2 separate regions of the Homo sapiens genome follow, and region 1 is linked to region 2. A link is a contact called in ENCODE POLR2A ChIA-PET data. All regions are on one chromosome and are shown on one strand. Each heading gives the region's core, a stretch centred on a gene start or an enhancer-like site at or near the end of the contact. The rest is flanking DNA. Distances are from core to core; before and after follow the strand shown.

Region 1 (3,900 bases), core at 948-3,447, 350 kb after region 2:
GTAACAGAGTGAGACTCTGTCTCAAAAAAAAAAAAAAAAAAAAGTCATATATCCAAATGTAAGAGTACTTTGCAGGTAAGCCTGACTCAGTCTGACATAGGGGTGGCTGTCTGGGAGCAGCACACCCACTCCAGGATCCCCCAGAAGCATTCGTTGTTTCTTTCTGTTTTTTTTTGGTTTTGTTTTTTCTGTTGCCCAGGCTGGAGCAGTGGTGCGATCATGGCTCACTGCAGTCTTGATCTCCTGGGCTCAAATGGTTCTCCTAACTCAGTCTCCCAAGTAGCTGGGACCACAGGCACGCACCACCATGCCTGGCTAATTTTAAAATTTTTGTATTTTTTGTAGAGGCTGGGTCTTACTACGTTACCCAGGCTGGTCTCAAACTCCTGGGCTCAAGCAGTCCTCCCGTCTTGACCCCCAAAGTGCTGGGATTACAGGCATGAGCCACTGTGCCCAACCTCATTGTTTCTTTTCATTTTGGTTATTGAGCTCTCTCTGGATAACATCTGCAGAATGTTTCATGTGTCCCGAGTATGTGCCAGGCCAATTACTCAGCAATTCTGCTTCAAGAATCAGTCTGTATTCCATTACACCAGTGGTACATTTTCAAAATGGAAGGAATATAAAATGTAAAAGTATTTGCTACGCAGAGGAGGGAGACACTACTGCTGGGACTAGAATCGAAGTTTTCTCACACCCAGTTCAATGCCTTTTCTACAACATCCCTCAGTTGAGCCTTAGGGTACCAAGTGGATGGTCATTAGTCTTGTATGGACTTTATATCCAATGCTGATTATAAGGTCTAGATGATGCTAGGTGGCAGAGATTCAAAGTTGGACAGGTCGGTTACTGTACTTGATAAATAAACAGCCCAGTGGCAAGACAGATAAATAAACTGACCATTTACACCCTGAAAAGGTGGTCAGTTGCTTAGGGAACTGGGGGAGGGGCGCCAAATGGAGGAGTAGGGACATGGTAGAGAGGGCTTTTCAGCATAGTGAGTGAATGAATGCTCATTTGAAGAAACAACTTGTGTTTAAGATGTTTTTCTTTCTTCCAGAGCTAGAATCTGGAAGAATCTCTGGGCTTTCCTGCTTTGAGGGAGAGATCAGGCTAGGTGCATTGCCAATTTGCTGCTGAAGATCTGATTAGGTTCTGCTTTGATGTGATCAAATGAGATGTAATCAGTGCTGGTACTTTAAGTGAGTTTGCAACTATTTAGTTGCTCTTTTTAGTAGTAGTATTAGTAATGGTAAAACTTAGTGCTTTTAGGATGAGAGTAGACGGCCTGAAGAATAATATCTTGGGCTCTTCTAATCAAGCCATACGGCTCATTGGCAAGTCATCAGAGGAAACATCTATCTATCTATACATTCATGCAATAAGTATTTATTTAGTGCCTATGTGCCAGACACTGTTTGTGGGGAAAACAAGACACATGGGCTATTATTGCCTCATGGAAGGAACTAAGCTGTTTGGATTTTGAAAAATCCCTTTCTCTGGGCCTCAATTCCTCGACCTGTTCAGAAATGTGCGCTCACAATGGTCCTAGACATCTTAGATTCAGGTTCCATTTTCAGTTCTTTCCTGTCCTGCGGCCATCTGCAAGTTAATTTGGTCTCCCTGAACCTCAGTTTCCTCATCTGTAAAATGAAGATCATACAACTCGTTTCATCAGGTTGTACTGAGGCTGGAAAAGATAGTCTAACTACTGACGCATCGTGTGCTCAGCCTAGGGTGGCTGCTACCGCGGGTGCCTGCGGACTCCTAGGACGGGCACCAGCCCGGGACCCCTGACAAGGTGTTGATTAGGGTGTGGCTAAGCCCCAGGCGGGAGAAAGCGTTGGCATTTATAAGGCCAGGGTCTGGCGCGGTGGCCTCATTCCGTCTTGAAGTAGACCCTGGAGAGGTCTTCCAGGCTTGGGCTCAGCACGCGAGCACAGGGAGCGGGGGTGCCGGCGGCGGAGGCGCGTACGGCCCGAGCAGCCCCCAGCCCCCAGCGCGCACACTTGGGCCAGGGGCGCGAGGAGTGCGCGGCCGCCGGGTGGGCGCTGGGGAGCGGGCCCTGGGGGCGGAGCCTGCAGCCCACCGCCCCCCACACACCCCAGCCGAGGCCCGGAAGGGGCCAGGCGCGCTTCCGTCTCCGCCGGGGATGCACGGAGGGCGGAGCTGCGGCCCGAGGACGCGACGCGAGCCCAGTTCCGGCGAGGAGGCCGCGCCAGTGACAGCGATGGCGGCGGAGTCGGCGCTCCAAGTTGTGGAGAAGCTGCAGGCGCGCCTGGCCGCGAACCCGGACCCTAAGAAGGTAAGCGAGGGGGCGGCGCGTAGCGGGATGGGCGTTGGGTCGGTGAGGGCCCCGTAACGGTCGCGGCCCGAGCGTGGCGGGGTTCGGGGGCTGGGACCCTGAGCCAGGCCCCGCGGGGCTGGGGTCGTGAAGTTCGCGGCCATTGACCGCTGCCCGCGCGTTGGGACCCCGTGCGTCGGGCGTCGGGACGCGGGGCCCCGGCCGCTCCCCCTCCCTCACGGGCCCGGGATGGGGGCGCGCCCGGTGCGGACACCGCGTGCCTAGCGCTTCCTCCCAGAGGCGCTCCGTGGCGTCCCGAGCCAGCTGTTTCCTGCGGGAGAGCGTGCCCGGGGCGGGAGGGCGCTGGCCGCCGCCTCGTTGGCCTCCCGGTGCCTGCGCTGGTGCCCGGCTCCCCGCGGAGCGGCGCGGACTCCCCAGCGGGTGCGTGTTCGCTGGGAGGAGAAGACGGGCGCCCGAACGCTGCGGAGCCTGGACTCGCGGTCTGGTCCGCGCCTCTCGGAGACGCGGTTACTACTCTCCGGCTGGATATCAGAGCGTGGACCTTTCGCTTTCTCAGTGAATCCCTTTCAAAACAGAATAAAGCCTCGCGTCACCTAAGCATACTCCTGAAAACTTAGGTTGGAATTGAAAAAGAGGCGGGGGCCCGGGGTTGGAAGTCGCAGCTAGGTTTCCTTTTGGCCATTAATAGGAAGGTAAGAGCTACCGTTTCTCGTTGTTCGAGTGATGGACAACCATTTTTAATTGTAGTTAACTAGTTTTTGTTGTTTATTGTACAAACTGAATATTAAGTTAAACGCGTTCTTGTACCTTTTCATCTTTCTGTCACTCACTTCTCTGGTCTCCAGGAGACAGTCTGGTGGTTGTCAGGATTTTTTTTTTTCTTTTTTTTTTTTGAGGCGAGTCTTGCTCTGGTCGCCCAGGCTGGAGTACAGTGGCGCGATCTCGGCTCACTGCAACCTCCGTCTCCCGGGTTCAGGCAATTGTCTGCCTCAGCCTCCCGAGTAGCTGGTATTGTAGGCGCCCGCCACCACGCCTGGCTAATTTTTGTATTTTTAGTAGAGACAGGGTTTCACCATCTTGGCCAGGCTGGTCTTGAACTCAGTTGTCAGGATTTTTTAAGTGGAAGTACAACGATGAAAAAGCACTTATGTGTTTGGCATTCTCCGTCATCATTCTGGCCGGGGCGGGCAGTTCTAGGAGTTGGAACTCAGTCCTGGTGGAAAAGGAAGTCGTGGAGGGAGGGCTAGGGCCGTGGGGGAACTGCTCTGCTGAGCCTCTTCCTCACCTGCTGCTTCCTAGGACTAACCTGAAAGGCTAAGGTACCAGGCTGAAAGTCAGTGCTCAGAAAACCAATCGTCATTCTTTGGGGTTTTTTTTCTTGAAGAGCCACTTTCTCTTTACCTTGTTCTAGCCTGTTGGAGGTAGGGTTTCTGCAATTCCAAAGGCCGTACACAGCCTCTCACCATCAGACCACTTTTTAAGGCTCTTCGTTCATACCTAGCTCGAAGATTCACTTCCTCAGGAAGCCATTTTAGTTACAAATCTGGGAAAACTTAAAATGCTTTCATTGTGCCATGTTTTCTGTTGCAGCTTCA
Region 2 (4,014 bases), core at 944-3,443:
ACTGAATCTGCTGCTGCCCTGATGTTGGACTGTCCAATCTCTAGAAATGTGAGAACTAGGCCAGGTGTCATGGTTCACGCCTGTAATCCCAGCACTTTGGGAGGCTGAGGCAGGTGGATTATCTGAGGTCAGGAGTTTGAGACCAGCCTGGCCAACATGGTGAAATCCCATCTCTACTAAAAATACAAAAATTAGCCGGGCATGGTGGCACACCCCTGTAATCCCAGCTACTCGGGAGGCTGAGGCAGTAGAATCGCTTGAACCTGGGAGGTGGAGGCTGCAGTGAGCCCAGATTGTGCCACTACACTCCAGCCTGGGCAAAAGAGTGGACTCCATCTCAAAAAAACAAGCAAACAAAAAAAAAGAAATGTGAGGAATAAATGCCTGTTGTTTATAAACTACCCAGGCGATGTTCGTTATAGCAGTCTGAACTGACGAAAGACACACTGTAAAGCCAAGTTGCAATTTATAACTCCAGGCATATGTTGCTATTTACCCAAAAAGATCAGATATTTTAAATTAGGCAGAAAGATAACCCTGGTCTACCTGTGCCAAGTTCCCCATTTCATCCTAAAGCCAAGGCTCTTTGCTGTTTGTTTTGGGTGTTTGAGGAAAGCAGTGAACCCTCTCCTCAGAAGAATGTACATACACACACTACATAACACAGACACACACTTCCACATGCCACACATACACAAACCACACATGCCACACATATGCTAATCACACACCACACACATACTTCACATGACATCATACACACACACTCCACACATCATACACACACACTCCACACATCATACACAAAACACACTCCACACATCATCATGCACAATACACACACACTCCACACATCATGCACAATACACACACACTCCACACATCATACACACCACACACTCCACACATCACACACTCACACTCCATACATCATACACACATATTCCACACATCATACACGCCACATACACTCCACACATCAGACACACACACTCCACACATCATACACACACACTCCACACATCATACACACACACACACACTCCACACATCATACACACACACTCCACACATCATACACACCACACACACTCCACACATCACACACACACACTCCACATATCATACATGCCACACACATATACTATACACCAAACACACCTCACACATCATACACACCACACACACACCCACTCCACACATACACAGCCCCCACACTCCACACATCATATATACCAGTGGTCCCCAACATTTTTGGCGCCAGGGACTGGTTTCCTGGAAGACAGTTTTTCCATGGACAGGGTGGGGGATGGTTTCAGGATGATTCAAGTACATTACATTTATTGTGCACTTTATTTCTATTATTATTACAGTGTGATATATATAATGAAATAATTATCCAACTCACCATAATGTAGAATTAGTGGGAGCCCTGAGATCCCTTGTTTTCCTGCAACTAGATGGTTCCCACTTGGGGTGCTGGGAGACAGTGACAGATCATCAGGCATTAGATTCTCATGAGAAGCATGCAACTTGGTTTCCTCGAATGCACAGTTCACAATAGGGTTCGTGCTCCTATGAGAATCTAATGCCGTCACTGATCTGACAGGAGGCGGAGCTCAGGCAGTAATGCGAGTGATGGGGAGAGGCTGTAAATACAGATGAAGCTTCGCTCACTTGCCCACTGCTCACCTCCTGTTGTGTGGCCTGGTTCCCAACAGGTACCAGCTGGTGGCCTGAGGGTTAGGGATCCCTAATATATACCATACGCACATGCTCCATACATACACACACATACATACCACACATGCACTCCACATATACACACCACACACACACCCCACATATACCCTCTACACACCTCACACATCATACGTACCACATAGACACGCACTCCACACGTACAGCCCCCACACATGCCACACAACCTAGCGCTGGGGCCAGACAGCTTGCCTCCTGGCTCCGACTCTTTCTAGCTGTGTGCATGGGCAAATTCGTTTACTCCTCTGAGCCTCAGGATCCTCATCTGTAGAATGGGGATAATACACCTTTCTATCTCAGTTGGTGTGAACATAAACTTGGCCAATTCGCTGAACACACTTAGCACAGCACTTAGAACCTATTAGCTGTGTTCAGTATCCTGCTAGTCCAGAGCCCAGGGGGGAGGCTGAGATGAGGCTGGTTTGAAAAGCTCCCTGGCTCACTGCTGATGAGTCACGAGCCACTGACCCTCTGCACTAGGCAGGGCTAGGGGGACCTGGCTTCCTGCCTCACCATGCAGATGCCCTGCTCTCACCTCTGCCGTCATCTTGGCTATAAGCCCTGCGGAGATGGCCCCACTGAGCACGTTCCGCCGCAGGCCGGGGTTCCTGGGGTCCTTGAGGTTGCTTATGCGGCTGCGCACGCGGTTCCGGTACTTCATGTCCGTGCTCTTGAGCTCTTGGTAGATATGTGACACAGTCAAGGGCCGGCCAGCCATTCATGGAGGGGCACAGAAGGGTGCAGGCCTGGCCCTGACGCCTGAGAGCTCCAGAACCCTTTCTTCCTCTCCTCGGACTTCTACAGGAGTTGGGCCCCTCTTTTGTGACCTCTGACTCTCCAAGTGGTGATGTCTCTTGGGCATTTGTGGTCAGCCAAGTAGCAGAGAAAGAAAATAGCTTCTGGGGTAAGATCAGATCATAGCAAGCACTATAGTGTCAGGGACACCAGGACCCTGGGTTTGTCTGAGCCTCTTGTGTGACCTCAGGTGAGTCACACAACCTCTACACGCCTGAGTTTCCTTATTTATAAAATACAAGGATTCTGTGAGCTAAGCCACGTGATGCACTAGTGTGGTGTCTGGGATATATCAAATGCTCAACATGTATGGGCTGCTAAGATGATGACAAGGATGCGGATAACTTCTAGTTTGGAAGGGCCCCTGGAGGTTGTGAGTCCAGCTGTCAGAGGAAAAGATTAAGAGCCACATGTTTAAGGCTCTACGAAGTATTGCAAAAAAGAAACCACTGAGCTTTGTTTAATCTGGTGTTCCCAATAAATTTGATTATAGAGTCCCCTTCCCCTCTGTCCTTTCCCCTACAAGACCTGTTACCATCCCATGGAACCCACGCTGGGAATTGCTGGTCAGAGTTACTTCTCCCATTAACAGATGAGGAAGCTGGGGCTTAGAAAGGGTGTAGGACCTTGCTCAAGGCCACCAGGCAAATTCCCGGCAGAGACAGGGCTGGAAGCCAGACCCCTCCTGACGGTAACTCTCTCCACTCACCCGGCAGGAAGTCATCCCTGGCCACCAACCACAGAGTTTCTGTCCAAACACTGCATCCTAGGCAGGCTTCCGAGCCTCCCACTCCCTCCACCCTCTGGAGGAGCTCGGGGAACACAGCCTCATTTTCTTGGTCTCCTGAGCCAAAGAAGATCAGGAAGACAAAGCTGTTGCTGGGAAGAGCCATATACAATAAAGAGACTGCGGAGAATGTGGAAAAATGAAAACAGATGACTTGCTAGAAGTGGTGGGAGGGGAGGTGGTATTCTTTCTTTTTTCTGTTATTGTTTTAATGTTGTTTGTACAATAAAAGTGTGAAAAGCAAAGAATATGCCACAATGCATGTGAAAGCCAAAAAATGTGTTTTAAAATGTACCACTTGGGATTCCTGGGGTGTATTGATATGCGGAGCCAGCAGGGCTGGCGATACTTTCACCAGCCTCTTTCTGACTCTGTCTCCATGTCCCAAGGCCACAGAGGGGACGAGGCAGAGAGCAGACCGGGGGCACCGGCCCCTCAGAGGAACTTTTGGCTGCATTGTTAGCACAGGGCCACTCCAAAGAGGACAGATCTATTTTAGGACATAGAGCAGTCAAGCCCCCAAATGTACCCTCCCCCTGACCTCCAGCTGGCTAAAAACAAAGAGCTAAAGTGTTTGATGCAGCTTTGATTTCCTCTCCTTTAGAAGAGGGACATTCAGGCTGGGGGTGGTGGCTCACGCCTGTAATCCCAGCATTTTACGAGGCTGAGGA

What was found. ChIA-PET counts read pairs that join two places held with the same protein, here RNA polymerase II (POLR2A).
Region 1: POLR2A ChIA-PET joins it to region 2 with 12 read pairs in activated CD8-positive, alpha-beta memory T cell. The contact joins the promoter of ELOA here to the enhancer-like site in region 2. POLR2A ChIA-PET finds 5 or more read pairs at or near these places in 2 of 52 experiments (activated CD8-positive, alpha-beta memory T cell and naive thymus-derived CD4-positive, alpha-beta T cell).

Annotation. Positions count from the first base shown.
Region 1 is chr1:23,741,274-23,745,173 of GRCh38, forward strand. It overlaps ELOA (elongin A), which reads left to right and starts at 2,198. Exons shown (of 11, transcript NM_003198.3): 1 at 2,198-2,305. The coding sequence starts at 2,231. RefSeq lists silencers at 2,000-2,229, 2,380-2,859.
Region 2 is chr1:23,391,583-23,395,596 of GRCh38, forward strand. TCEA3 (transcription elongation factor A3) reads right to left here. Exons shown (of 11, transcript NM_003196.3): 8 at 2,297-2,451. Among named protein-coding and RNA genes, the nearest start is that of ZNF436, 24 kb to the left of the region's middle. Within about 2 kb of position 2,194, at least 23 of the 41 ENCODE cell types and tissues checked have a DNase peak (open chromatin) inside an H3K27ac peak, as active enhancers do.